Regions from separate parts of the Homo sapiens genome. Here region 1 is linked to region 2. A link is an interaction called in ENCODE POLR2A ChIA-PET data of the cell type or tissue named here. Cell type or tissue: OCI-LY7. All regions are shown on one strand. Links, peaks and the distances in the headings refer to the core of each region. The heading gives the core; the rest is flanking DNA. Region 1 has its middle 60 kb from the start of KAZN. Region 2 overlaps LOC107985467 (a long non-coding RNA gene).

Region 1 (15,808 bases), core at 8,714-11,213, 310 kb after region 2:
GCTCTAATCCAGGAGAGTCTGAGCCACCTCTAACAGGGAGGGTGTAGGTTTTATCCGTCTCTGCCATCAGTGGACTGCAGCCTTCCTAAGCCAGAAAAGGACATTTGAAGAAAGCTACATTTTCTTTACACATCTCGATTTGGTTTGGATGTGTGTCTCCTCCAAATCTCATGTTGAAATGTGATCCCCAATGTTGGAGGTGGGGCCTGGTGGGAGGTGTTTTGGTCATGGGGGCAAATTCCTCATGAATGCCTTGGTGCCCTCCCCATGGTAATGAGTGAGTTGTCACTCTGAGTTCACCTGACTTCCGGTTGTTTAAAGAGCCTGGCACCTCCTCCTCTCTCTCTCTCTCGCTCCCTTTCTCACGATGCAATGTGCCTGATCCCCCTTCACCTTTTGCCATGAGTGGAAGCTTCCTGAGGCCTCCCCAGAAGCAGATGTCATCACCATGCTTCCTGTACAGTCTGCAGAAATGTGAGCCAATTAAACCTCTTTTCCTTATAAATTACCCAGTCTCTGGTCAGGCATGGTGGTTCATGCTTGTAATCCCAGCACGTTGGGAGGCTGAGGCAGGAGGATCACTTGAACCCAGGAATTTGAGACTTGGGCAACATGGCGAAACCTTGTCTCTACAAAAAATTAGCCAGGCATAGTGCTGTGCACCTGTAGCCCCAGCTACTCAAGAGGCTGAAGTGGGAGGATCACCTGAGCCTGGGAGGTCTAGGCTGCACCGAGCTGTGATCGCACCACTGCACTCAAGCCTGGGTGACAGAGTGAGACCCTGTCTCAATCAATGAGTCAATGAATCAATCAGTAACCCAGCCTCAGGTATTTCTTTATAGCAACACAAAAATGGACTGACACGCATCTCAATTGCAGAGTGTAAACATCCCATCCACTACAGAGCCCAAGACTCAGCTGTGCAAATTGTCACTTATGGAAACTTCTATGAGCAGATCCAAGCAAATCTATCTTGAGCTGAACTTTTCCCAGTCCGCCAAAGATCAAAACAGTCATAGAATGCCCTCTCCCATATACTGGAGATCCCATGAGATTACCCAAGTAAGCCAACAGGAAGCCGAAAATGTGTGTTCTCACTTCTATGCAGATTGATCACTGTATTCGCAAACCCCACCATCATTACTCTCACTAGACAATGGCACAAGAACTCGGCAGAACCCATCAGGATCACGTTGTGGGGACCAGCATTTTAACTGGGTCTTGGCTTTGGGAAGGCTCTCAGGGAGAGGGTGTAGAATGTGGGGAAGGACTAGAGGGGCTTGGGGATTGTGGGGTTGGGATACAGTGGAAAGATGTGGTTGACAGCCTGGGTTTGGGTCCCAAATTGCTAAATGCAAAACCTTGGTTAATTTACTTTATCTTCCCAAGCTTCTCAATTTTTCTTATCTGTACAATATTTCATCATCATTATTGCTGTTCAAACCACCAGACATGTTCGACTGAACAGCAAGGGAAGCTTTGAAATGGAAACTAATATTAGCAACAAAGATTTCTATGGGAGTCTTACTATTTGCAAAATGTTTCCACGTATATTTTTTTCCTTAAAGCATTTTAGGCAGTGATTTTTCAAACTCTGCTCACTGAATCCCCAAAGTCCCTGGAGCCTCCCCGCGGGAGAGAGGACCAAGGTAGGGAAGGTGCTGGGATGTGCTGGACTCCCATCTCTCATTTTGATTTTAATCTGAATGATGGTATGAGTTTCACTGGTTTCACGTGCTCTTTTTTCATAGAATGGATTCCCGGCTTAAGACAAAAGAAGTTGGAAACTCACTGATTCCAAGAAAGTGGTGCAAGAAGGAAGGTGGTGACTGTTGTGGGCATGACAGCCTCCCCTCTTGCTCAGAATGGTTCACCCATCCTGCTCTTTCTTTCCCAGCTGCTTCTTGACTCCCTGGGTCACAGCTCAGCTACTAGAAACAATGTCCCATCCACCCCCTCCAAAGCCCAGAGTCCAGGGTCCTCACCCTAGTTCACCAAAACCCCAGACCCGCCCTCACTCGTGATGCTTAAGTCCTGTCATGACTCAGACAGGCATTGGAGAGATGATAAAATTCACAGTCCGAGGACATTCCGGAGACTTGCTGCCTTACTTCCAAAGGGCAATGATTGTCATTATGCTAACTGCTTTCCTGGTCAAAAAACATGTGTTTTTATTATTATTATTATTATTATTATTATTATACTTTAAGTTTTAGGGTACATGTGCACAATGTGCAGGTTTGTTACATATGTATACATGTGCCATGTTGGTGTGCTGCACCCATTAACTGGTCATTTAGCATTAGGTATATCTCCTAATGCTATCCCTCCCCCCTCCCCCCACCCCACAACAGTCCCTAGAGTGTAATGTTCCCCTTCCTGTGTCCATGTGTTCTCATTGTTCAATTCCTACCTATGAGTGAGAACATGCAGTGTTTGGTTTTTTTGTCCTTGTGATAGTTTGCTGAGAATGCTGGTTTCCAGTTTCATCCATGTCCCTACAAAGGACATGAACTCATCATTTTTTATGGCTGCATAGTATTCCATGGTGTATATGTGCCACATTTTCTTAATCCAGTGTCCTGTTGTTGGACATTTGGGTTGGTTCCAAGTCTTTGCTATTGTGAATAGTGCTGCAATAAACATACGTGTGCATGTGTCTTTATAGCAACATGATTTATAATCCTTTGGGTATATACCCAGTAATGGGATGGCTGGGTCAGATGGTATTTCTAGTTCTAGATCCCTGAGGAATCGCCACACTGACTTCCACAGAAAAACATGTGTTTTTAGAAAGCTTAATTCCTCTCCTTTCTCCAAAATGAGAATCAAGTTATAACTGTGGCCCAGCACCTTGAGAGCTTTCCCTGTTTTTATACTTCGTAGAATCCTTAATAATACAAAAATTGCCCAGAGCATTTCACACTGAGTTATGAAGTCATTAACATTTCTGGGATAAACACAGTACCCCAGGACAAGTTATTAGACATAGAGTAGTGGGGGGAAAATGAGATACATTGAAAAGGCTCCATGTCTAGCAACTAGAGACAGAAAAATTCACCTGTTTCTAGTTAAAGGCAGCAGAAACTTCTCTCCAAATCCCACATGCAGGCAGGGTAGTCTTTTCTCAGCCAACCAACTTGGCATATTGGATATTGGTAGATTTTGAAGAATCAGCACCTTCCTGTCCCAAGGCCAGCAATCTTTCCAAACTCACGGCTCTGCATCTGCCTCAAGGTTCCCAGTATTTATGATTGTGTCGGCAACAGGATGGCTGTTCCCCCACATCACAGTCTAGCAGACCCATAATAAATTTTATCTGGCTGCACTGTTTGCTTTTAACTTAGCAGAGGGATCCATCCCGTTTGCTCCTTGCTTGCCCCCCACCCACCCCACATCTCCTGTGTCCACCTGTCCTTCACAATTTTGCTCAGGTGTCACGTGCTTCATGGAGATTTCCAGTCTACAATCCACAATTTCTCTCCTTTTGATAAATGACTCTGGTATATTTTACCGACATTTTTGTTGGGAGACTTAAGCAAACAGTACCTTGATTATTCTCTAATTCTTTGACCTGTCTGCTCACATACAAGAGTCAGGGTTATAGAAGGAATCTGAGGGATTATTATCCAAACTTGCAAAGAAACATCCTTGCCTCTCTGACTGCATCCCCAGCTAATAAAGATAGGCACTCATAAAGTTTATAAATGATCTCAAAAGTTCTATTTCTTTATGAGTTTTCCTTAGCCTAAACCGTCCTGGGGTTGAGTCCTGCTCAGTACCCAATGAAACCCTTTCTGAAAAGATGAGACCAAGGACGGAGGTGCATCCAGGCAAGAATAACCCCACTCTCCCATCCTGAATCTGCAGCAGACACTAAGGATTCACACAATGCCCTTTCCTTCTGAGGCTAGACTCAGCTTTGGAAAACTTCTCATTAAACTTCTCCAACAGGCCATTTCCAATTGCTGTTGACACATGAATAGAAACATATATTCCATGTCCAGGGCAGTCTGTGGGAAGCAATTCAACTCCAAATGCATGTGATTCTTGAAACATCCATTAAAGCTGTAGCACTGGCTGGGTGCAATGACTCACGCCTGTAATCCCAGCACTTTGGGAGGCCGAGGCAGGCAGATCGCCTGAGGTCAGGAGTTCAAGACCAGCCTGGCCAACATGGCGAAACCCCATCTCTACTAAAAATGCAAAAATTAGCCAGGCGTGGTGGCGGGTACCTGTCATTCCAGCTACTGGGGAGGCTGAGGCAGGAGAATCACTTGAACCCAGGAGGCGGAGGTTGCAGTGAGCCGAGATCGCACCACTGCACTCCAGCCTGGGAGCCAGAGCGAGACTCCATCTCAAAAAAATAAAAAATAAAATAAAAACTGTAGCACTGTTCAAGGCTCAAATTTTCACCTCTTAGGATATCCTCCCTCTGCCCCAGACACCAGGCTGTCTTTCCCAGGGTGAGTAGCCAGTGATAAGGGTTTTAGGCCACGGAATCTTTAGCAAGTCCCTGTGCAACTCAAAATCTCTGGTTCTATCAGCGTTTTGAAACTCATCTATGGAGAAGGCTGTGTTCTACCTTCTCCTCTGAGCCTGGCAGAGCCAGAGCTGACCTCACTCTCCTAAGCTCCACTGACCTCCACCTCCATTTCATACCAGCCATATCTTGAGACTCTCATCTTCATGCAACCCTACTCGTCAAACTAGATCTTGAGTTTGGGGCCTACCTCTTCTGATTCCAGCCCCTTTCTCCCTTCTTCAAGGAACAAACTCTTTGTCTTCCCTCTCTGGGACTTCCCATTGCTTGACTGGCCACCTAGTCCATTGTCTCCTCCTCAGAGTCCATGAATGTCCTGGGCTGCCTGAAGTCTAGAACTGACCTCTTCAGTATTTCTCTCACCAGCATTACAGGTTCTATTAGCCCTTTGGCCATTTGCTGTGACAATCCCCAACCCTGAGCCACCCCTATGCCCCTTCTCCTCCCTGTGACAAGACCTTATAAATAGGCTTGCATCTTACACTCATTGCCTGCAGCAAGAAACTGCAATATCAAATTCACCAAGTTATCATAATGCAAAGAAATACACTGGACTTGGCTGGGTGTGGTGGGCTCACGCCTGTAATCCCAGCACTTTGGGAGGCCAAGGCGGGTGGATCACAAGGTCAGGAGATTGAGACCATCCTGGCCAACATGGTGAAACCCCGTCTTTACTGAAAATACAAAACTTAGCTGGGCGTGGTGGCGCATGCCTGTAATCCCAGCTCCTCGGGAGGCTGAGGCAGGAGAATCGCTTGAACCAGGGAATAGGGGGTTGCAGTAAGCCAAGATCACACCACTGCACTCCAGCCTGGCCACAGAGTGAGACTCTGTCTCAAAAAAAAAAAATAAAAATAAAAAATAAATTTAAAAAAGAAACACACAGGACTGCAGCTTGCATGCCACGGAAAACTGACGGCTGCTCTTCCCTGTTCCACATGTCTGAAATGCTTCAGCCTGGACTTTAACCCTCCCTAATTTGTCTATCACAATGTCAACAGTGATCATCTGTGGCCATACAGAACTCAAACATCAACTGAAAATAAGGAGAGCTGGTTTTCCCATTGTGGGACCAAATCAGGAACCCAGATCACCAGGGCAACTTGTTGAAAATAGAATAGCCTATAAATATGTGTTCAATGGAATGACCAAAAGCTCTCTGGGGCAGCCAAAGCAATCTCTTAATTAACTTGAACTAGGACTCCCTAATTACTGGAGCAGGCTAGAGAAGGCATCAGCTGTACAGGGCCTCTCCAGTTGGCTTGGGTAACATGCAGGCTAGAGCATGGTCAACCCAATCCGGGCATGAGTCACAAATAATTTGTTATTAGTAATGACCAAGGGTTCAACACTGAGTAACGACTTCTGGTCTTCCTGGTTTAAATCATTTGGAATGGATTTGAGGTAATCCATACCAAATGTCCTCTGACTCTCATTTCCCTACGTTTTTATGAGTGGGGAAAGAAGGGGTCTGCCCGTGCAAGACAGCTGCTCATGTGAATGTCCCTCACCACATGTGTCTGGGGAGAGTGGATGAGGTCCTGGAGGCTCTGGTACTATTTTGATTTTTCAGATCTGTGATCCACTCTTTGAGAAGAGACTAATAGTTGTCAGATGTGTATGCCTTCCAGCAAGGTTCCACTGGAGTCACAGGTGGTGGCTGTTGACATTGGGATAGGCAGGTTGAGGAGTGTTAAAGCTCAGGGCTGAGACAGCTCAGAAATGAAAAACAGGGAAGAACATCAATTGGCCCTCCACAAAAAGTTGAAGTCGGCTGCGTGTGGTGGCTCACGCCTGTAATCCCAACACTTTGGGAGGCTGAGGTGGGTGGACAACCTGAGGTCAGGAGTTCAAGACCAGCCTGGTCAACATGGCGAAACCCTGTCTCTACTAAAAATACAAAAATTACCCAGACATGGTGGTGCATGCCTGTAGTCCCAGCTACTTCGGAGGCTGAGGCAGGAGAATCACTTGAACCCGGGAGGCGGATGTTGCAGTGAGCCGAGATCACGCCATTGCACTCCAGCCTGGGTGACACAAGCGAAACTCCGTCTCAAAAAAAAAAAAGTTGAAGTCGGCCACTCTGGTTTCTTTCTCCCTCTTTGGTTCTCTCTTCCTTCCAGTCTCTGGCATCTCCTGGTACAATAGATGTTCACTAGACTGTGAGCTCTGAGACAGTAGAGATGGCACCTGACTTGTTCTGTGTCATAGTCCAGCACTAGCGTGGTGTCTTGCATCCAGAAGGTACTCAGTAAATATTTGTTGAGTGAACATTTTTCTTATGCTGATGGATAAATATCCACAAACCTCCAGTTTACACTCCAAATAACCGTCCACAGAGCCTGAATTTTGAGACAGTTCCTAAATCAAGATGTTTCCAATTCTCTCCAAACATCAGGGAGCCATACTCCTTCAGGACCCTGCTGAACCCATGCAGGCTACCACTATCCAGCAAAACGTTGAGCAATGATGGAAACGTTCTACATCTGCCCTGTCCAATACTGTAGCCACTACCTTCATGCCACTCTTGAGCATGTGAAACATGGCAATGTGACTGGGGAAATGAATGCTGAATTTTATTTCATTTTAATTTTTACAACTTTAAATTTAAATGCATTGCCATCACGGCTAGTGGGTATGATCTTGGACAGCACAGACTTAGTCTGATGGGCACTAACCAGCTGTTTCCTAACCCATCAGGGAATCTGGCTTCCAATTTGATCCCTGCCACTCATTCTCAGTAGCCTGAGTGTGGTCATTTGAATTTCCAAGCCTCAGTTCCTACAGTTCCTGAAATGAGGATGATTATATTGCCTGTTCCCCCTACCTCGCCAGGTTGGTGGGAAGATCCTATAAGATGCTGAAAATGCTTTGGAAAGTTGGAAGAGCTGTTTGGATCTCAGTTATCAGTTTCCCCATCCTTCCCAGTTCTTGTATTCACATTTTCACCCTTGTCTCATGATAGCACAAGGCTTAACTTCAAGGAGCAATAGAGGGAAGATGAGTATCTAGCCCCCTGGTAACCTGATGGAGGCCATGCCCTCATGTTCAAGCCTTTTTTGGTTGAAAGTAATGAAAACTCATGCAAACAAGCACAAATAATAAATAATAAATGGGGGTTATTATGCAGAAAGAGACATCTGGGAAATCCAAGGGCAGGCATCTTTGGGTGGGGACAAAGGTAGATTTGAAGTCCATTTGGATCACATTGAACCCTCTGCTATGCGACTTATTCATTGATGACCGGCCAAGGACCTGAGGCATCTGAACTTAGATCTTGATTTACACCCACTGCATCAAAGATATGTATCTGAGAACAATATATGGAGCAAGAAATGACAATTTTCCATCTAGACACAACTGTCTGATTACTATATTAGACAAATTACTTTTCTGTGTGCCTTGCTTCAGTTTGTTTTTCTGAAAATGGGTATGACAAAACATATCATGAAATTGTATGTTTTTCTGAAAATGGGTATGATAAAACATCTCACTAGAGGGAGTGTGTGATAGAAGAAGAATATATTAGAATGTCATCTATTTTTGTGCTATAACAACATACCCAAGACTGGGTAATTTATAAAGAATAGAAATGTATTTTCTTACAGTTGTGGAGGCTGGAAAGTCCAAGATCAAGACGCTGGCAGGTTTGGTGGCCTAGCCAGAGCTGCATTCTCCGAGGGGAGAAATGCTGTCCTCACATGGTGGAAGGTGAGAAGGACAGCCTCTTTCATAAAAGCCTTAATCCCAACCATAAGGGAGGAGCCCTATTGGCCTAACCACCTCTTAAAGACCCCTCCTCTTAATGCTGTCATCTTGGCAACACGTAAATTATGGAGAAGACACATTGAAAACATAGCAGAGGCCCTGATGCGCCAAGCAGCTGAAATGATTTTATAAGGCTACAGGAAAGAAAAGTTCTCATTTTTTTCAAAGATATTCATCAGTAAACTGATCACTTTTGAAATTAGTCCTCCTTCTTACTTAACACCAGAATGATAGCCCAGATATTTACCATCCAGTATAACACAGCATCCACCACCATTCACAGGGACTCTTTCTACATGGAATGGGGTCCTGGGTGCCCCTTGCTGGCCAGGAATTTACCCTTTAGTTGCTCCATTAGGGGAGGCGAGTGGATGGGGAGGAGGTCCTCGGCACAGTTATTCACTAAAACTTAGAGCGTTATTTTACTATTTTAACAAGGGAAGGACTATACCAGTGCATATGGATTGAAAAGCAACCTGGCTTAAAGCATTAAGTCCCATTCCTCTATTTCCCCCAAAATGAAACTACAACATTTTACTGTCACCCTCTTGCTAAGGGGAATTGCAAATATTGCAACTGATATATGATTTCATAAAGTCAATGAAAGTGATGTAGAAGAATTACATAAGTCCCATTCCCGGCAATACACTGACAAAGGATATGGTAGAATTTGACCAGTCGTTATTGACAAAGATGTTGATAAGAAATATGCTTCAAATGAGAATGACTGCAAAATGTAATGTTGTATCCTCGACTGGATCCTGGAGCAATATAAGGACATTTTTGGAAGAACTGATGAAATCTAAATAAAGTCAGTAGACTTGAGTTAGTAGTAATGTACCAATGTGAATTTCTTAGTTTTGACAAATGTACCATGGTTCTGTGAGATACTAACATTGGGGGAGACTGGGTGAAGGGGTCTATGGAATTCTGCGTCCTCTCTCTGCAACTTTTCTGTAACTCTAAAATTGTTCTAAAGAGAATGATTGAATATCAAAGAATTAAGAGACGACTTTAGAGTGGTTCATAAGACCCCTAGATATTTTTGTAAAACTTGGCTTCCTTCATGATATTGCAGTGTGTATCCAATGTGAAATGAAGAATGAGTATGTTCTAGTTTGATGAAAAAAAAAACGCCAGACGTTTTTAGGCCCTGACTTGATTCATTTTCTGTTATCTCCAAGAATTAGTGCCTATTTGCCATCAGAACCTAAATTTTGTTAAATGTAAGATAACAAATTAACTTTCATAATTTTTAGCTTCATTTTTCAAGGGAAAGTCACCATCCCAATTAAGTGAATGCACTTAAAGTCATCTTTTCCTGATCTCAATGACATGTGAATAACTGGCTATGTAGACTCCCGCCATCCCCATCCCATTGTGTATAAACTCGCTCACCATCCCCAGCTTTCTAAGTAGAATTCTCTGTATTACTAGGGGAGAGAGGGATGTGAAAAGTCCAAAGGAGACGAAATTGCTTTACATAATAAAGGAACTGACAGCCCCTGGAAGTGCTGCTAAGTGAAATATGATGTCACTTCACTTTATCATCCCCAAGAGACTTTCAGGGAAATCAACGTTTCGCATCAGTGCTTTGGAGGAGGAGTTGGTTTTGCTTTGAGTTTTTATGAGACCATACGGTGACACTGGCCTTCAAGCCAAATGCCAGAGTGGTCACTTAAATGTTGAATACCCCTGCAGTTGGTAATTCCTGAGCCCCTTCCTCTCTTAGGTGAGCCTGCAAGGAAAATGGGGCAGACATTATCACCCTGTTTTGTGAAGGTGAAACTGAGGCCCCGCGGGGTTAAGCAGGCTGCCTCCCTTGTTTATGGACTGTAAACACAAATGCCTTCGTAGCCAGGGAGAGAGCTCTCAGGCTGAGTGATGCAACCATGGTGAACAAGAAAAGATATGCCCCATCCAAAGGGTGTTGTCACACAGAAAGTGTGTCCAGTGCAGCCCACTCTTCTGATTTTTCAAAAGAGGCCAGGACTCTGGATTTTTAGATCATACTGCCCCATGACTCTTTGTTCTGTTTTGTTTTTAACATAAAAAAGAGTTACCAAGTAAGCCAAGTCTGTGGTCTATATACTTCCATGGGATGCCACTTTGCAATTTCTGGATGGGGAAAATATTAAAACTTAGGTTAAGCATGCAGAGGTTCCTGACACGTTGGAAAATAAATTTGCTTTGTCCTAATATGAGTGATCTCTACCTTGTCCTCTACATGTTAGTAAATTCTGGGTCACCATGTATTTATATATCCATAAATGCATGCATATCTCCATAGAGAGAGATTCTAGCTCCCAGCTGGGTTTTTCAGTCCTGTCCCTTCTTCATTCTTTAAAGCTGCATAAATAATTAGATGAACAAGGACAGGAGCTCTAGGTAGAGATCAAATGCAAATTCTTTACAAGAACTTGCACAGTTTCTAAGGAGTGGGCAACAGACCCCGGCACAAATATTTACCCCCCTACTCAAGTGTATAAGCTAATTATCTTTTTCAAAGAAAGTATTCAAGTGTAGCTCTCCCAAGATCCTGCTACTTCCAAGAGTTCTTGAGTTTTCTGTCAACCGATCTCACGGAAATGTTAACCATTTATCCTACGCTTCAACTTCCCCCAAGGACGAAGGAAATAGCTGCAAATTAGCCAGTTTTTTGAGCTAGCAATGGCAAAGGCAAAATAGATACCCAATGTAATTTATGGGACAGACCAATGAAAAGGAAACATTTCTATGACGGTGATTTGTGGATATACAATAAGTTCTTTCCTGGGGCATGTGAATATGTGTTCTTCCCATTTTTATTAAGAAAAACACTGAGGTCAAGGCAAGTTCAGTCCCAAACAGTGAAGGTGAATCTTGAGCTTGCATTTTCCAGAGAGGCAGTGTGGAAAGGCACCCGGGGCCAGGACATTAACCCAGAATTCACTGATAAGCCAGGTAGCCTTGAGTAAATTGCTCAACCCTTCGTGCTTCCTCTAAAACTGGCCAAGCGTTAGGAGAATAAATGAGATTTGCTCTGGGGAGGGCTTTCGGCATTTCAGAAGATCTGGTGCCCATCTGGGGCAAAGCTTCGTTGCTATCTGAGGCTAAAGTCTCACTACTCTTACAAGTGTTTCTGTCTGTTCCAGCCCCTGAGTTATGGGTTCTAATCTCTCTTCATCCTCAAGTTTCAACTCCACAAGAAAAAGACATTTGTTTTCCTTTCCTTGGGCTGAATGGTTAGATAACTCCTCGGTCTCATCTTTAAAGGCGGCCTTCTATGTCACATTGAGGTGTTTCATCTGATGATCGGGAGCAGCCAGTGGAAACGTCCACTTACTCGCCTTGACAGCCCACAAATCGGACTTCAGGGCAGAGGCCTGTTGAGGCGATTGTCAGCCTCTCTGATACAGCATAGAACATTTCCTCCAAAAAGCAGAGTTTGACAAATGGGCCTGGCTTACGTGACCTTATGCTAGAAACCAGTGACTCCACAGTCTGTGTCTCAGGGGTATCCTCTCAACCCACAGGCTCATTTGCTCACGTAAGACCTGTGAATTCATTGGTGCTCACAAATACGAAGTCCACCAAAAAGAACTAGGGTATAACAAGGACAAAAAACCAAACACCGCATGTTCTCACTCATAGGTGGGAATTGAACAATGAGAACACATGGACACAGGAAGGGGAACATCACACACCGGGGACTGTTGTGGGGTGGGGGGAGGGGGGAGGGATAGCATTAGGAGATATACCTAATGCTAAATGACCAGTTAATGGGTGCAGCACACCAACATGGCACATGTATACATATGTAACAAACCTGCACGTTGAGCACATGTACCCTAAAACTTAAAGTGTAATAATAAAAAAAAAGAACTAGGGTATAACAACTACAAATATTTATACATATACTTCAGATTTTAAGGACCCAGAAAATCAAACATAGATGAAGCTATTTTTCTGTTTGTTTTAAATTTCAAATTGTCATTTAGATACAGGAAGTACATGGGCAGATTTGTTACATGGGAATATTGTGTGATGCTGAGGTTTGGAGTGCAGATCCCGTCACCCTGGTAGTGAGCATAGTATCGGATAGGTAGCTTTCACCCTCCCTACTCTCTACTAGTCCACAGTATCTATTGTTCCCATAGTATGTCCATGTGTGCTCAGTGTGAAGCTATTTGTCTTTACCTCCTGCTCAACTTCAGTGTCGACTCACCCCGGGCAAGCGGGGGAACAGCAAAGTGACATGTTGCTTAAGGTCATAGTCATCACACTGCACGACTCTAATGGGAGCTGCTCACATTGTCTGGAGTGGTGCTTTGCTCAGCCTGCCCAGCCAGAAGTGGCAGCCCTGCTCTTGGGTATGGAAAAGATGGAAGGAATGGGAAAGGAAAATAGCATTGGGTTGGGGGGGTGGGGTACCTACTTGCAGGGTGTTTTCACATGTTATTGGCTGGCCAATAGCAGGATGAGAAACACAGGCTCCTAACTAGCTGGGTCACCGTGGACATATCTTTATTTTTCTAAGCCTGAGTTACTCACCTTTAATTGGGCTATATGACCTGTGTCATAATGTACTTTAAAAATGCTTTATCACAAACAATGTGACTCAACATATAATCTACATCCTAGGGGCAGTGGCACGAACATAAGTGTTCAAGATACGTGGTTGGCTGGAGATATTGAAGGGAACTACCACCCTTGCATTAATAAGTTGCATGAAGTTGGCCTGCCCTCTAACACAGTCCCTTGCAGAACAATGCCCCAAGCTTCACTGGTCTTCTAGCTCTGCTCTGGGAGATGCTTGCCTCCAAATCTGTGAACTGTGAAGTTGGCTGGTCCTGGAGTGTGCCAATCATGCCAGGGACACATTGGAGAGCTAGAAGACAGAGTGCAGCAATGCCTGTCCATCCCATGCATTGAGTGACTCATCGGTACCTTTAGAAATTTATATCAGCTCATTAAAAGGTGACCTTCTTCAGATGGAGGGGTCCCTTTAAAGTTTAATAGCACCCCTTTTCTGTTTTGCTACAGAAGTTGCTTCATACTTGCTGCAGTGATTCAGCAGGAAGCAAATCACAAGATTATGAGTCTTGTGCAATAGTTATTTCCATCCTAATGTGAGAACCATCCATTTTTGCAGCGTCGGGTCATTGGAGACCACCGTATTATGAGTATTTCACACATTAGAAATTGGCAAACAGCAAGTTACATACATTAGCGCTGCTCCTGTAAGCAAATAAATCAAATAAGGAATAAGATTATTAGATGACCAATTAAATGAAAGGACTACCCAGGCATTGTTAGTAAGACAATTAATTGTAGGTTTCTACTCATCTTCATACACTTTGTTGCCTATTAAGACAATGAATGGATTCTCTAAGATTGTGTCTAAACACATGTTTAATAAGATAGCAAAGAATCATTATTTTTATGACTTCGTGAAATGCATATTTTTTCCAACCAATTTTGAATCAGGCTTTTCAAAGTTTAGGGGAAGGGAGTGCAAAACCTTTCACAAAGCACCAATTGAAATCAGAAATTTAAAGAAAAATCTCATTATAAAAAGAATCACTTGGGTAAATTAATACCCAAATCTTCCTTTAATTTGGAAAATGCCTTGAATAGAGATTTCTGAGTTGGGGGATTTTTTTTTCTAGATTTTCTCAAGGGATCTCAAATTCTAAGAACTGACATGCAGACAAACCACAAATTACCACTTTGAGATTTGGGGTTTTTTTTTTTCTTTTTCTTTCTTTCTTTCTTTTTTTTTTTTTTTTTTTGGTCTTTTAAAGAATCTTCTCAAAAATGTGAAAAAGTGGGCTCCTTTAATCCCAAATGACTAAGAATATGGGAGGGGAGGATCAGAATGTATAAAGACCATAAAGATATGCAAAGGAGAAACATAGACTTCTTATGAAATTCAAAAGTGCTAATGTCTCCCTTCGTGCCTGGGAACTTAAAAGAGACTCTTTTAGGATCAGTTAAAGGAGGCCCTATTTTAAACAACTTTTCTTTGTGCCAGAGGTGGTATGGGCTAAAAACGCAACTAGCTTCAGAAAGGGTTTAGATAAATCCCTGGGAATGTATTTATGCCACATTATTAAGGGAAACTAAGGATGCTCAGAAGACATCCCTTGGCTTCTTTATTTAAAAAAAAAAAAAAAAAGATTGGGTCTCACTATGTTACCCAGGCTGTTCTCAAACTCCTGGGCTTGAGTGATCCTCCTGCCTCTGCCTCCCAAAGTGCTGGGATTATAGGTGTAAGCCACCTCGCCTGGCCCCCTTGGCTTCTGATGCCCAGCCCAGCCTTCTTGGACCCCCAGGCCATTCAAAGTGCCCAGCCCTGTGCTCTGTGAGTCTCCCTCCCACCACACAGAGCACATTCTTCTACTCATCCATCTCCCACACTCGGGTGTATGCAGGAGTGGTGTCACCTAAACCTGGCAAAGGGCCATACAATAAACTTGGAACCAAACTAAACATTGATATCAGACATTTTCCCCCACAAAATGCTCTAAGATCTTCCTTATAATCTTATTTCTCTTCAAAGCTGCTCCCTAGAAAGAAGCTCAAGATGTTCCTCCTGGGGCAGAGCAGCTCCCCAACCATTCTTTTGTCTGGATCATGTCAATTTCCACGGTGTTACTGACTTTATTAACTTGATGCCTTTGTCACAGAGGTAGCCAGGAGGTGGTCAAAGGTTGGTTTTAAAGAATGTCCTTTCTTCTCCTCCATGTGCAACACCCACCACTTTTCCAAACAGTCTATAGAGTGCTGTGGTTTTAATTGCAAGCTCTGGAGACAGATTGTCTGAGTTGGAATCCTAGCTCCACCACATGCCCGCTCCATGACCTTGGGACAGTTATTTAATGTCTCTGTACCCACAATACTTCATCAGTAAAAGGAGGATAATTATAGTGTCCTTTCTACAAGATTGTCATAAGGTCCTCCAAATGAGATGACCCATATGGAGTGTTTAGTGTATTACCTGGCCTCTGGTAAGAGCTTAATAAGCATGTATCTGTCCGTATAGGCTAGGATATGCTGCAGTAACAAAAGAGCCGAGATCTCAGTGGCTTAAAAAAACAAAGTTGTATTGTTCATCCATGCTACATGCTCGTCCAGGTAGACAGGGGTCTCTGTTCATCAAAGTCACTCAGGAAACTCAGATAAAGGAGCATCCACCTATAAGTCAAGTCAGAGGCAGGGAAAGAGAAAGTGGTGAGTCACACTGGCTTTTAAATATCCCACCAGAAGTTATACATGTTACTTTAGCTCATATTTCATTGACCAAAGCAAGTTGCCAGATAGCCCCACTTAGCCCCACTGAGACAGGGAAGTATGATCCTACCATGTCCCTACCATGATCCTCCCATGTCCCAAGTTAGGAGAACCAGAAATATTTGGTGAATAAGATTACTGACCACCACCAGAGCTACTTGATATCATGATGGTGGATCTTACATGATGTACCTTCAGGGTTTCACAAGCATAAATGTAAAA
Region 2 (15,808 bases), core at 8,349-10,848:
GATCCACAGAGATGCAATCAGCAAAATCCAGATAGTAAGAAACTCTATAGGACACACTTGTTTTCTTCAACAAATAAATTACATGAGAAACAAATGTGGAGAGACCAAAGGGTAACCTGTAGACTAATAGAGACATAAAAATAACAGGGGAAATGAAATATAGGGATGTATAATCAGGTGATAAAACTGTAAAGGAAAGCTCAGAAGCGATTGCCATAAAAGTGAGGACAAAGATTACTTTTGAGGGTGTAGGGAAGGGAATTGTTGTTAAAATGATTGTATAGAGGGTTTATGAGGTGTCTGGCAGATTTCTTTGTCTTGATTTGGGTCATGGTTACAAAGTGTTGACCTTATAATAGTTTATTAAACTAAGCATTTATTTAATGCAGTTTTTTGTATCTGTATTATTTTACAACTAATAAGCTTTTTAAAACATATATAATGTACCTTTTTATTAATTTCTCCAATAGGTTTCATGCAAAATAAGACTCACACCACATTGGACAGGCAGACCTGTAAACAAGTAGGTCTTCATTAATTCATTCTACAAATATTTCATGAATAACCAACTCTTTTGGGTAGGCATTGGAGGAGCACTGCACCTAAAATAAGAAAATTGTAGTATGAAGCAAAATATGATAGGTGCTATATGGACAAAGTATTATGATAGTATAGAGAAATGGAAATTTATTTCTGTCTGGGAGATTAGCAAAAACTTACCAGGGCAATAACATTTCAGTTGAATCTTCTAAGATGTGTAATATGTGCTCTTACTTTAAAAACCATCAATTCACATTAAAGGAATATTTAGAACCCACTGCCTCAATAACTACTCATCCTTAATCCATATGTTCTAGTTTGCATCACTCAACATGACTGAAACCCACTGTCTGAAGGCCATTGATCATCTCTTAGCAACATTTCTTCAGTCGTTGTCCGCATAAACTCTGCCCAATTCATTATTGTTGAGTATTGCCTTCTAGAAATTATTTTCTTCCTTTTCTTCTGAACAACCAGGGTGCCCTGATCTCCCTCCTGCCTTCCAACTGTCCCTTTGGTGTCTTTTGGCTGCTTTTATCACCTCTTTGGTCATGCCTTCTGTGCTCTCTGTGTTCTCCTGCCTTGGCATTACCTGAAGTCATATGCAGTTAACATGGAAGTATCTACGACACTCTTGCCTGTAGGAGCTCCAGACATGTATTTCTGACTCTCTGCTCATCATTTCTTTCTGTATGTCCATCTGTCACCACAAAATTGATATGCCCAAAATTGGACCCATTTTCTTCTTCCAACCAAATCCTTCTCGTGACCTTGCCAACCCAATTAATAGCTTCTCCGCTTCCTGGTCCTGACTTAGAATCTTTGAGTCATCCCTAACTACCCTGTGGATGTGTTTGTTGTCTTAAACTTGGACAGCTTCTATTTCTCTGTGTCGAGAGGACTTACATGCTCTTTGGAACTTTTCCTGTGTGCAAGGCTTTGAATGGACTTCATCCAAACCCAGTGATAAGGTTCCCTGTGATAGCTTAATTGGCAGGGTCTACCCTCATTCCCTAGTGGATCACACCATGTCTGCATCTGATTTGGTGATAGCACATTCAGGCTCCAGACCAGTACCAGGCACTTTATACTGCTAGCTTAGGTTATGAATATTAGAATTAATGCAGCCGTCAACACTATCTTACTAGCTTAACATGAACAAAGTACAAATGCTTCTTCTGTGGAGGGAGGAGCTCTCAAGCATAGATAGTCCCACATTTATCCTCCAGGGCTTTTATTCCCAACCATACTTATACTTGTCAGGTTATTTTTTTCTGCTGAGGAAATGGCCTTAATTTACATTGATTTTTAAGAAAAAAGATTTATTACAGGCACAGCATCTGCTGTTTGTGCCTAGAGGTAAAGGTTTAGGTTGAAGCAGCTTCCTCCGCTTATCCATCTGCTTGTTCATCCCACAAGCATTACTGAAAGCTGACTTTGATGCGGGATGCTGGCTAATCAGGTAGGTTGTGTAGTTCCTGCCCCCAAGGAGTTCACTGTCTAGGTCATAGTTACACTAACTCTGTCATCTTGCTTAGTGTTTATTAGCCCTGAGGATGTAATCACTCATTCCTTCACTAATTCACTTCCTTTTAATCTCTTCCTCTTTCATATCCTTAGTTACCATCCCTTTGTGGATGATTTTCAATATGTTTTAGACTCAGTGCTTGACCTTCACAACTATATTCGAAAGGTAAGTATTGAATTCTAAATATAATATAAGCATTGTGCTAGAGGTTTAGAATACACTAAGAAACCAACAGCATGGTCCCTGCCCCTGGAGTCTTCTGTTAACATTATACAGGTTTCCATACTATCCTCACCCTCTAGAAATTTATGTCTTAAAATCATGATGTTTGCAATCACGATCCATGTAGATTGTTTTCTTTGTCTTTTTCTTTCTACATAGATAAGTTGCCTCCGAGAAGGGAAATAATAAGTTGCATTAAAACTCCTTAAAAAGAGGAGCTTGAGGTGTGATTTCTGTAGGAAAATCACTGCAGAGCTTGCCAGCTAGAATTATTTTCTGGCTTATTATAATCCTGTTACGAGTCACCATTATTGCACCAATTTTGTAAACAATACAGCTATACCAACAAGGCTATAATCAACCACCACTGAATGTCATATCATTTCTCTACCTTTAAAGATCTGCAGGAAAAGGGGATGAGGTGGGAAGAAGACAAGAATTTTTTAAGTGATATGGATAATCAAGAATGCCTTTTAAAAAAATACCTCTTAAATATATGCCCATGTCCCCTTAAATCTGATGGTGAAACATCTCATTTTAGTTGATGTATGACAAGGAAGCAATCACCGTTAATCAGAATGACACATTTCCATTTACTTGATGAAAGGGAAGGTAGATGAAGGTCATGAATAAGAAAACAAAGCAGCTTGTGATTCGTGATGTTTGGGGTTTCTTTTGAAATTTGCTTCCTTAGGAAGTTTATAAGCTGGTTGCTTTCTTCTCTTGGCATCATTCATCCAAATTGCCAGAAGTCCTTGTCAGTGAAGATGGAAATATTTCATCTTCTCTCCTGAATAGAGAAATAGGTTAATTTGCTCCGGATTCTTTGACAAATTTGGGTTTTAAAGGTGTAAAATCTCAGAAGTTCTGACTCCAGATAGCTCTTTAAAAGTTACCAATTCCATTCTCTGGGTGATAAGATTATTCGTGGGGGATTAACCGTCCAGCTGGTCACGGCCATGCCCGTGGGGAACTGTGGGGGGAAATGGGCCAGAGGCTTAGTGATTTTATTAGAAGCAGAAATCAAGAGCCTCTTTCCACTCTCCCCTCTCTTGTATTATAAGACACTTAACCATTTAAATGCTGGCAATAACTAAGTGCTGGTTAAAGCTTCGCTTTTCTTGGATACCACTTTTTATAAAGGAGTCTATGTTTCTGCTTTTGTTCTGTGGTTGGAGAAGAGGAGTGGCTGTAATTTATGGTGCAAGCCTAGCTTTGGGGCCATTAGATCTGAATTTATGCCTAAACATTTTTAGAAACTTCCAGAAGTCACTATGAGACCCCATTGGGCTGTAGAATATTATCAGTGGGCTGTTATAGTCTCCATACCAAAAATTAAAATATAATTTGTGAAATACAGAGGAAATTTTGGCATTTGGGGATTCAGCACAGATCTCCCAAGAGGGATGAATGTAAGGCTATTTATTTCAAAATCTAAGGATGACGTTCTTTCACTACCAGAGTTGGTCTTTGAATCTACAAAGGTCATGATGTCCCAGTATTTTGAATCTGCAAATATTATGATGAATAGGTATCTCAGGATAATTTTAAAACTTAGTATTTATCATGCTCAAAGCCTTTTGTAACTATCATTATTATTATAGTCATCATCATCAACATCTTCATCATCATTATTTTAAATAGATAGGTTTAAATAAATAATTATTAAGCTATAGTAGGAGACTATAAAAATATAAAGAGAACTCTAAAGGTACTCTAGGGCTGAGGGAGCTTACCCAAGGAGAGGCAGACATGGAAGGTGCATCCCTCTTCAAAAGTTGGGTTCAGACTTTTTTGGAGCCAGTGTGGTTGCAGCTGTTGGATGGTGGAAGAGCTCTCTGGATTGCCCAGGGAAGAGGTGGTCCACAGTCACAGGACAAAGCAAGAAACACCTTTTGGGGCACTGAACACCTGTTATCTTGCTGAAACAAAGATGGCAGCCTGAAATGGTTGTTAGCATCAAGTTCTTTTGAAAATGCTTATTTTCCTAAACTTTGCAAAAATCCAGCTATAGTAGGCTTTTTCCTGGCACAGGCTGTGATCCCAGTGCCAATGCCTAAGGAACTTATGTGCTGTCTATTTTGGGTCTGTGTAAAGCCAAGCTGTACAAACCCTGTCATCAGCAAGCCACTTAAGAGAGACCCCACTTTGTGCCATTTTATACTGGCTCACCCATAATGTACATTTCCTGCCCATGCTCCTTTTGGTGTGACAGAACTCCATAATCTATCATTATAATTTTCTCTTTGTGTCTTCTTCTTCCTTATGTTCTTTAGTCAGTCTTTTTAAAGCTCTCCCAAATTTCTATTGTTTTTGCAAATATTAGGCCAAATTTGACAAGAAATCCTGCATAAATTACAGTTAAGCTTCTTTAAACTGAATTTTCAGATGATACAAGACTCTCGACGATGAAACTGATACGAAAGGAGAAACACTGGATTAATTAAGAGTATTTGCACATGAGGGAAACCTCATCTATCTGGCTTGATTTGTCCACCCTGGGTCCAATCTGCTATGGTCAGAGGGGCAGTGGCATGTTTGTTACAGACAAAGCAGTTGGGAGTCCACATTGATGGGCAAAGGAGGTGATCAGCAAGGGCTAGGAAGACATCCCCAAAAGTATCTTCAACAAACACGAAGGGAGAACCATCCACCATTTAGAGTTCACGATCGTCAGGGCACAGGGCACTAGCTTCCTAAAATAAGACCTACAGTCTTTTTAATTTTTAGCAAGCTGGACCTTTCAACAATATACTTCCATGGAGAGAAATTTTTTAAAAACTTCAGGGGTGAACAACTGCCAAAAAGGAATGTCTCATACCCAACTGTCATTGATTTTTATGTGAAAGTCAGTAGTTATTTCGGTGTAATGCCCAGGATGCACATGAGAAGCTCAGATTTCATAAAGGCCAAAGGGGCAGGGTCTAGTCAAGGGCAAATGAAAGCCTGGAACCAGTGGGAAGAAGGACCAACGAAAGCAAAGCATAAGGAGTAGAACATGTCAGGAACAACCAAAGAGAAATATTCTTTGGATTTTAAAGGTTGTACCGAAGCTGACAATGAAGAGTAGAACATACTAAGATAAACTAAAAGAAATGTTATTTGGTGTTTAATGATTATATCAAGAGCAAAAAGACAAAAAAAGGAAGAGGATACCACCTCTTGGATCTGGGTGATGCCAACAGATGCCAGAGAAAACTTCAGTTTTGCTTAATCTCTTTGGGCTTCCATTTTCTCTTTCAAGGAAAAAGAAGAGCCCATACAGGTTAGTACTAAACTGGATGACCTAGTCAAGCCTCCTTAGTTTGAAAGAAGCTACCAGCTAAGAAATGACATAGTAGGGGATGGCTGTAGGGATGCCTCAAGAATCTCAGACAGCCAGGGTAATCAGAAAGATGTTAACAAAATAATTGTCCTCTCCAGGTCTCAGGGAAAAAATGCCTAGCTCGGTGGTTTTGGCATGTTGGACTCAACTCTTCCTTTTCATAATAAATATTTTGTAACATCCGTTTGCTCCCTTAAAATAAACTTCATAGATAATATAACCTACTTAAACATTTAATTTCAAAGCAAAGTGAATATATTACCCAAACTGAAATATAAAGGAGGCTTACAGAGAAAGTAATTTATCTAAAACAGAAAGTAAGCTGTAGTTTAATTAATAAATGTTCAAAGACAAGGATGCTCACTCTCACTACTCCTATTCAACATAGTACTAGAAGTCCTAGCCAGAGCAATCAGGCAAAAGAAAAAAATAAAATACATCCAAAGAGAAAGAAGAAAAGTCAAACTATCTCTGTTTGCAGACAATATAATTTTACACCTAGAAAACCCCAGTCTTTGCTAAAAAGCTCCTAGATCTGATAAATGACCTCAGCAAAGTTTCAGGATACAAAATCAATGTACAAAAATGAGCCACATTTCTATACATCACCAACATCCAAGCTGAGAGTCAAATCAGGACCATAATCCCATTCATAAAATACCTAGGAATTCAGCTAACCAGGGAGGTGAAAGATCCCTACAGTGAGAATTACAAAACACAGCTAAAGGAGATCAGAGATGACACAAACAAATGGAAAAACATTCCATGGTCATGGATAGAAAGAATCAATATCATGAAAATGGCCATACTGCCCAAAGCAATTTACAGATTCAATGCTATCCTTTTCAAACTACCAATGACATTTTTCACAAAATTAGAAAAAAATTCTAAAATTCATTTGAAACAAAAAAATAAGCCTGAATAGCCAAAGCAAGCCTAAGCAAAAAGAACAGAGGCATCATACTACCTTACTTCAAACTATATTACAGGGTATAGTAACTAAAACAGTATGTCCTGGTGCAGAAAACAGACACATAGGCCAATGGAACAGTAGTAAAGCTACATTCCTACAAGTATCTAATCCTTGATAAAGCCAATAATAACGAGCAATGGGGAAAGGAATGCCTATTCAATAAGTGGTACTGGAATAATTGGCCAGCCATATGCAGAGAATATTGAAACTGGACCCTGCATTTCACCATATGCAAAATTTAACTCAAGATGGATTAAGGACTTAAGTGTGAAACCTAAAACTGTAAAAACCCTGGAAGACAACCTAGGAATTACCATTTGAGACACAGGCCTTGGTGAAGACTTCATGATGAAGACTCCAAAAGCAATTGCAACAAAAACAAAAATTGACCATAGGACCTAATCAAACTAAAGAGCTTCTGCACAGCAAAAAACAAAAAAACAAAACAACAAACAACAAAACAAAACAAACAAAAAACCACCCTATCAACAGAGTAAACAGACAACCTACAGAATGGGAGAAAATATTTGCAAACTATGCATCTGACGAAGGTCGAATATCCAGAATCTATAAGGAACTTAAGCAAATTAACAAGCAAAACCCAAACAATCTCGTTAAAAAATGGGCAAAGGACATGAACAGACACTTCTCAAAAGAAGACATACATGTGGCCAACAAGCATATGAAAAAAATTTTCAATATCACTAATCATTAGAGAAATGCAAATCAAAATGCAAATCAAAACCACAATGAGATACCACCTCACACCAGTCAAATGGCTATTACTAAAAAGTGAAAAACAAAAAACAAAAAAACAGATTCTGGTAACGTTGCAGAGAAATGGGAAATAGTTCAGCCACTGTGGAAAGCAGTTTGGAGGTTTCTCAGAGAACTTAAAATAGAACTACGATTCAACCCAACAACCCTATTACTGGGTATACAGCCAAAGGAATATAAGTCATTCTACCATAAAGACACATGCACGTGAATGTTCATCGCAGCACTATTCAGAATAGCAAAGACATAGAATCAACCTGGATTCCCATCAACAGTGGACTGGATAAAGAGAACATGGTACATATACACCATGCAATACTACATAGCCATAAAAATGAGATTATGTCTTTTGCAATAACATGGATGGAGTTGGAGCCATTATCCTAAGTAAATTAATGCAGGAACAGAAAACCAAATACCACATGTTCTCACTTATAAGTGAGTGCTAAACATCGTGTACGCATGGACACAAAAAAAGGGAACAATAGATACTGGGGCCTACTTGAGGGTGGACAGTGGGAAAGTGTGAGGAATGTAAACCTACAGGTTGGGTACTACGCTGATAACCTAGGTGACAAAATTATCTATAAACCAAACCCCCACAACACACAATTTGCCCATGTAACAAACCTGCACATTTACCCCTTGAACCTAAAAGTTGGAAAGAAAAATAAATAAATGTTCAGACAGAAGAAGAAACAATGAAGTAGCCACAGATTTATTTGCACCTATATGTAGAATCTTTGTGAGTATGACAACCTCAAATACAGATTGATAAAGTCAGATTGTACTGGCAACCTGATTTTTCAAAGTGGTGGGTCTTTCAGTTATCTCTTGCTGTGTCACAAACTAGACCTCAGTGGCCTCAAACCATCATTTTATGATGCTTTTGGATCCTATGGGTCAGGAATTCAGAAGGAGCACAGTGAGAATGGTTCTTCTCTTCCCCGTGATGTCTGGGGCCTCTTTGGGGATGGGTCGAGTGCCAGGACCTGGAAGAGTTAAAGCTGAAGGAATCACTTCCAGGATGTCTCTGCTTCACTCACTCACCTGGCTCCTTGGCTGGAGGGTTGCAGACAGGACTCACTGTAGGTGGCCCTCCAGCCTGGTGATCTCAGGGTGCCTAAATTTCTTACAAGACAGGCAGAGTTCTAAGGACAAGTATCCCAGCAGAAGCTGCAAGATCTTTCATGACTTAGCCTCCAAAGTCACCAGTATCACTCTGACATACCCTCAGTCAAAGCAGTCACATGGGGCAGGAGGCAGAGAGGATGTGAGTATACAGAGCCCACCTCTTGATGAGAGGAGTGTCAGAGAATTTGTAGTCATGTTTGAAACCACCACAGTGACTGGCTCTCAGCAAATTTCCAACAAAACAGCGGTCTTTCTATGAATTACACAGTAGCTACCTTCCTGGAAAATTCAGTACGTATTAAAACCTTGTAAACAGTATGTTATGTATGTATGTAGTATGGAAGCTTAGACTATATACACACCGTTCAGCAGCATCTTTGAAAGTTGTGTGAGACTCAGGGTGCTGCTTTGTTGTATACTTACACTCCAGAACACTGCAGGATGCTTAGCAACTTTGGTCCATGCCCACTAAATGCCAGTGCTGCCCATCCTGGTTATTTATCTCTCATCTGTAGACTGACTTCTTCTGATTACTTGGTGCATTGCTTATAGATCAAAATGGCACCCTTAGTCCTCACTCTACACACTTTTCAGCTCACCTCTTCCACTCAGCTGAGTTCTGACAATGATAGTGATGATGATGATGTTGTTGATATTGGTAATGATGACTATAATGATGATGGCAATGACAGCAGCAGTGACCATTACCACTTTGCCAGGGGCTCTATTATGTTATGCACCATCTTACTTCAGGCTGACAACAACCTTACAGCAAATATTATTGTCCTTGCTTTTCAGATGAGGAAGCTGAGGCTTAGAAAGCTTAAATAATCTATATAGGATGATAAAATTAGAAACTGGGGAACCAAGAAGTTTGATTTTTCTCCTAGACCTCTGGATAGCTTTGAATGACAATGTGACCTCACCTAATTGTCTTTGGCTGAGGGGATAGAAGCAGTGTTCTGTAGATCACTGGGAGCCATTTGCTCAGAGAAGGGCCATGGGCAGGTGGGCACAATGATTAGCATCTCTGGCACAATGGAGAGGAGGAAATTGACATTCAAAATAGATGTGAAAATGGTAAAAGGGCATGAACCTACTCTTCCAGACTTCCCAGACTCTGGGAGAAGATGGCTGAATCTTCTGAATCTCATCTTCTTTGGGAAGGGTGGAGAATAAAGGCAAAGACAGTTCTAATGTTGAACAAAAGGAAGAAGGTGGAGCCTAGAAACATGAGCTGAATGTAAAATTCTAGATCATGTATTAAAAAGGACATCAGTCCGGGCCTACTCATTCTTGGCCAGCCAAGGAGGTATCTGCATTGTCATCTCCATGCCATTAGGTGGCCCAGGTATCCCAGCCTTGACCTCCCTCTTGGCTTGTCTTCTCTGGTCTGCATTCCCAGAACCATACTCAGTATGTTATCCACATGGCTCACACAGCCACACAGTGGCATGCTAACAGGAGAGCTTTGAAGATCTGTGATTCAACTGAAGCAAGTCCAAAGCCTTGGAAGTGTTTTATGCTTCTGTGTATCTACTAATGAGGTGCCTTCATTTAGCAAGAAAATAGATATTATAGGCTCTATTTTTATGATCTTTAAAAATGGGGAAAATAAAATTGCACCACGAACGGCAAAAAAGACAAGGAAGAAAAATAGCTTGTGGTTCTTTAATTCAATTGCAGCCAACTGGGTTTCTCTCTCCTTAGCTCTCTTAAAAAACAAAACAAATTTGTAATATAAATGCTGTTTTGGCACATAATATATTCGGCTTTAACATTGCCTATCTGTATTACAAAAGTGTGTTTATAAAAGCCTTCGAGTGCTTCGTGAAAATATAACATTTTTAGAATAAAAAGTGTTATTGAGGTGTTATTCTCTAAATTTTAAAAAAGTCTGAATATGAATATTTTATGTCTGTGTAACATATTTTATATAAAGGTATGATCATATTGGTGAGGAGAAATGCAAAAGATGAACAGATGTAAAGAAAATTCATATTCCTGTTTCCTTTCGGACCATTAATTCTATGGCAAACAACGTCTCTAATGTTTTATCTTTTCCTTGAATAGTATTTTCACAGCAAATACGAAAATCTTATTCATATAAGGGCCCTCTAAGGGTGTCCTTCACCTAACATCAGTCATCATTTGGACCCTTTCAGGGCCCAAGCCCTGGAGAGGAATCCGCACTTGAGGGACACCAGCCTTCATTTCTTAGATTTCTTGCCATGAGAAACCTGCTGTCATTATTCAAGAAATATCTACAGGAAGATGTTCTGAAAAATTGAGTCTCTCTCGCAGGAGCGTTAGATTCTCCTGGATGCAGAAGGAGCCCTGTGGCTCATTTGGTCCAGCAACCTGCCTCCAGCAGAGCCATATGCAAACCACCCTCTGCAGCGAATATGTTCCCTACATTATTTCAGGCTCTATTCTTCCTCCAGACCCACGTTCTCCGAGAGAACCTTCCACAGTGATGGAAATAGTCTACAGCTGTGCTGTCCCATATAGCAGCCACTAACGTCATGTGGGTATTGAACACTAGAAATGTGGCTTGCGTGACCAAGGAGCTGACTTTTTAATTTTAATTAATTTAAATATAAACAGCCTCATGTGACTAGTGGCTACCTTATTGCCTGAGCAGTTCTAGAGCCTCCAGGGATTTTGTGCAAAACAAAACACAACAAGACAAAGGTGAACATAATCAGAGTTTGGTCTGAGTTACATAAAATTTCCAAGGTGACTTGGGAAGTTGTTTCTTACAAAAAACTAATAACACTTGAAATAAACCCTTGCCATGTATTGGGCACTGTCTAACAGCCAGGCAAAGTGTACAATAAGTGCTTGAACAGTATTATTTTACTATTTTGCTGAACTCATAAGATCCTTATGAGGTAAGCATTATCTCCCCCACTCCTTTTTTATTTGGAGATGAAAAAATCTGTGATTTAGAAACATTAAGGGTCACAGCTTGTTCTTGGCAGAGGGAGGCTTTGAACTCGGGTCGGAGTCCAATCCCTGTGTGTAGTGCTTTATATTTTTCCTCTATAGCTTGTTGGAATTTACACTACCTTCTAACTAGAGATTTGGTTAATAATGGGATAGAACAAGTTTCTTAGTGCAAAGTTCTATTTCCACATGTGACTCCCCTGTAAGATTATAACCTGCCATGGAAGGTGACTCTATGACACTGAACTTGTGTCTGAATTGTCTATTCTCCCCCTTGGTGGCCATATTTTTTCAGTAAGAAGGTTATAAACAATGATTTATGACCTCTTGAGGTGCTAGAAAACATTGCATTTGCATTTATATGTAGTCACGAGACAGTTCAGTTTAGTGTTAAGATCATAAATGATGGTCTCAAAGAAGCCTAAGGTCTCCCGTGGGCACCATGCATCTTCAGACAGGTTACTTCATCCTGGAAACCTCTGCTTTGTCATCCTTAAAATGGGGTAATAATAGGTCCCCCTTCATGAGTTCCTTGCTGTGAATCAATGAATGAGTGTATTTGAAGTATTAGCATGGTGCCTACTATACAGTAAGTGCTCAATAAAAACTAGAGGCTATTGGTTCTATTATCACTCTATAGCCACTTCAGCTCATACCCATAAGGTTTATTATTAGTTTCTTATTTGGTTCTTATTAGTAGGGAAAAGAGATGTTGATCCTAGGAAATACATGGATCAAAGCCAATGAGATGACTGTCATCAAATGACTTTCTCTCTCTCCTGAGATATAAATGCAATCAAATGAGCCCCTGAATTGCTGGTTTGTACATAACAGAAAACAAACAAACAAACAAGAATGTGCTATCTTCCCCTCCCCTTGTAATTGATAAAGTGTAGCCAGAAGGGGGAGGCTCTATCTCATTTTTTTTTTTAGCATGGCCCAGGTTCTTAGCTATTCAATACTCACTTTGGGATTACAACGGCCCATGCCGCCAGCATAGGTAATATATAAAGGGATGTCAAATGGTGTGTTAGAAAGAGCCAATGACAGAATCAAAAATCCTGTATCTGAGTCCTAGCTTTGTGGTGACTTACTCTGTGGCCTCATACAAATCACTGAAGCCCTCAGCCGATGCATCTATGAGATGAAGAATTTAAACTTGAGGAATTCCTCAACACTACCTAGCAATAACTGGTTATCAGTATCCAGTGTACCAATTAGGACTCAGAAACTCACTTTATCAGTTGCCATTTATTACACCTGAATGAGTTAGGGTAATGCTAGCTACTATAATAGATAATTCTCCAAATCTCACCTGCTTAGTACAGCAAACATTTATTTCTCATTCATAGAAATTCTAAACAGGTGCTCCTGATCAGCAAATAACTTTCCTCCATGCAGTGACTCAGGGATCCAGGCTCCTTTCCCCTGGAGATACTACAGTCTTCAGTACTGGTCCCAAGGTTGTCAGCTTAAGGGAAGGGTCTGGGGGATGGCTTGGGAGGGGTTTATATGGGCCAGATCTGGGAGTGGCACACATCACTTCCATTCTCATTCCATGGGTGGAACTCAGGCTCACAAACACACCCAACTGCAAAGGGGCTGGGAAATGTAGTCTGGCTGGGTGTTCAGAAGGAAGAGGAAATGGGTGTAGTGAACATCTAGTCCCTTTGCCCCACCTCTCAGCAGTATTAGATGATTGCTGCTATCACACCAGGTGACTCTTATTATAGTCAAAAGCAAAGAAACAAAGTTTTAGGTAGTTTTGTGGCTGTGTGTGTGTGCGCATGTATGTGCCTATTGCAGAGGTGGGGGCAGCGCAGGCAGTGGGGGATATAACACTTCTGTTAAAATTTTTGAAATATTGAAAAAAGTTAGTAAATTATCCTCTCATTCCTTAGGTTTTAGACTCTTGCCAAAGCATGTAGAAGTTCCAGCCCCTATTGCCTAGTACCTGGTACCTAGGACAGGAAGACCCTACTCCATTTTCTAATTGATTCTTGGGGATCTGGAGAGGAAGTCTTGAGCTCTCCCTAGGGGCCGACAAGGTCCCCTTTGTCTATATTCTCACTTTGCCTTCTCTTAAGATTGCTTCTTCATAGCTCCTTATCCCAGCTGATACAGGGCTGAGATACAATGGTTTCTTCTCCACTGCATAAAACTAAAGCATTTCTCTCTGGCTTAGTAGAATGTTGCGTGATGTTCCAGTACTCTTGTGTATGTCTGCTAGATTGTCTTCATTGTCACTTTTCCCCTCTTATAATTAGTTTTATTAATCTTCCTTCACAGTACATCTAATTTTCATAAAACAACGGGCATTTTAAAATAAAGAAAAAATGAATATACAAACTTCTCAAGATATCTCAAGATGTCAATTGCAAAGAAAAACATCAGCTAACCAGATATCACATGAAAATGTGGCCACATTTTTTAGGGTAAAGAACTTTTAGAAAGGTAATTTAAAAGGATAAAAGAATGAAACTCCTATCATATTTAAAATGTTTTATTTTTCCATAATTTTAACAACATTGTAAGCATCATCAAATAGTGAAATGAGATCCAGGTTTGGGGTCACTCTTGAGTTCTGCAAGGCTATGCCTCTGCCTCTCAGTATCCTTATGTGTAAAATAGCAGTAGAGGCACTTAGTTGCTAAATTCTTTTATTTTTTTTTTTGAGACAAGGTCCCACTCTGTCACTCAGGCTGGAGTGCAGTGGCACGATCACACCTCACTGCAGCCTCGGTTTCCTGCGTTCAACTGATCCTTCTGCCTCAGCCTCCCAAGTAGCTGGGGCTACAGGCATGTGCCACCACACCCAGCTAATTTTTTCATTTTTATTTTTGTAGAGACAGTCTCACTATGTTCCCCAGGCTGTTCTTAAACTCCCAGGTTCAAGCAATCCTATTGCTGTGGCCTCCCAAAGCGCTGGGATTGCAGGTGTGAGCCACTGCACTCAGCTTAGTTGCTAAATTCTATATTGATTGCTTGGAAGATTGAATAAGGTAAATTATAAAGCATATAGCAAAAATGGCAAGCACCTGGTAAGTGCCTAATACAGGTTAGCTCCCTCAGGTAAGAATTATCCCCCGGAATATGAAAGCCAAAATCAGCTGACTCTCTGCTTTCAAAGGTTCTGCAATCTCCATAGAGCACCCAGGAAGCAGGAACCTCAGTCCTGTCAAACAGCTTTCTTAATAATGCAAATGCAGGGACACTGATGCAATGTACATACTTTTTAAAGTACTGGTCAGAAAACCTCCACAGTGTGTCTTTTGTATGCAGAGCCCTTCCCTACTGCCTCTGCCAAAAGAGGACATAAATTAAAGACATAGTACCTGACCTTAAGGATCTTGAAAATCAAAACCACAATGAGATACCATCTCACGCCAGTTAGAATGGTGATTATTAAAAAGTCAGGAAACAACAGATGCTGGAGGGGATGTAGAGAAATAGGAACGCTTTTACACTGTTAGTAGGAGTGTAAATTAGTTCAACCATTGTGCAAGACAGTGTGGTGATTCCTCAAGGATCTAGAACCAGAAATACCATTTGACCCAGCAATCCCATTATTGGGTATATACAGAGAGGATTATGAATCATTCTACTATAAAGACACATGCACACGTATGTTTATTGCAGCACTGTTCACAATAGCAAAGACCTGGAACCAACCCAAATGCCCATCAATGATAGACTGGATAAAGAAAATGTGGAACATATATACCATGGAATACTATACTATGCAGCCATAAAAAAGGATGAGTTCATGTTCTTTGCAGGGACATGGATGAAACTGGAAACCATCATTCTCAGCAAACTAACACAAGAACAGAAAACCAAACACTGCATGTTCTCACTCATAAGTGGGAGTTGAACAATGAGAACACATGGACACAGGGAGGGGAACATCACACACCGGGGCCTGTTAGGGGATGGGGGGCTAGGGGTGGGATAGCATTAGGAGAAATACCTAATGTAGATGACAGGTTGATGGGTGCAGCAAACCACCATGGCATGTGTATACCTATGTAACAAACCTGCACGTTCTGCACATGTACCCCAGAACTTAAAGTATAATAATAATAATAATAAAAGCACACATAGGTGAAGAGTGAGAACATTCCAAACTAATTTTCCAATTGAACATGAAGATCTGTGCAAGGTGTGGGGGTGGTGGAGGTGATGGTTGAAGTGGGTGGAGCATGGGTAGCAGAGTCAATGACAAGTTGGGATAAACCTTCCTGGACTAAATTTGTGCCAAATCTGGAAGGTGATGAATCTGAGTTAGCTAAAGCAAAGGAGAGCTTTTTGAAAAATTGCCTATGCAACCTTTTGGCAAAGCAGGTTGGCATATGTAGTA

The links. ChIA-PET counts read pairs that join two places held together with the same protein. Peaks named below come from ENCODE experiments on the same cell type or tissue, not always from the same donor. Only the 100,000 strongest peaks of a DNase experiment are listed, where the experiment ranks them.
Region 1: POLR2A ChIA-PET joins it to region 2 with 8 read pairs; 2 of 35 experiments call an interaction of 5 or more read pairs at or near these places.

What each region holds. Positions count from the first base shown.
Region 1 is chr1:14,530,285-14,546,092 of GRCh38, forward strand. It overlaps a transcript of KAZN not described here. Among named protein-coding and RNA genes, the nearest start is that of KAZN, 60 kb to the right of the region's middle. In OCI-LY7, for the core only: no CTCF peak of the experiment used is centred there; a DNase peak (open chromatin) is centred at 9,867.
Region 2 is chr1:14,219,028-14,234,835 of GRCh38, forward strand. It overlaps LOC107985467 (a long non-coding RNA gene), which reads left to right. Exons shown (of 3, transcript XR_001737611.2): 2 at 471-523; 3 at 2,161-15,808. It also overlaps a transcript of KAZN not described here. Among named protein-coding and RNA genes, the nearest start is that of KAZN-AS1, 190 kb to the right of the region's middle. In OCI-LY7, for the core only: CTCF peaks have their summits at 9,846 and 10,048; a DNase peak (open chromatin) is centred at 9,844.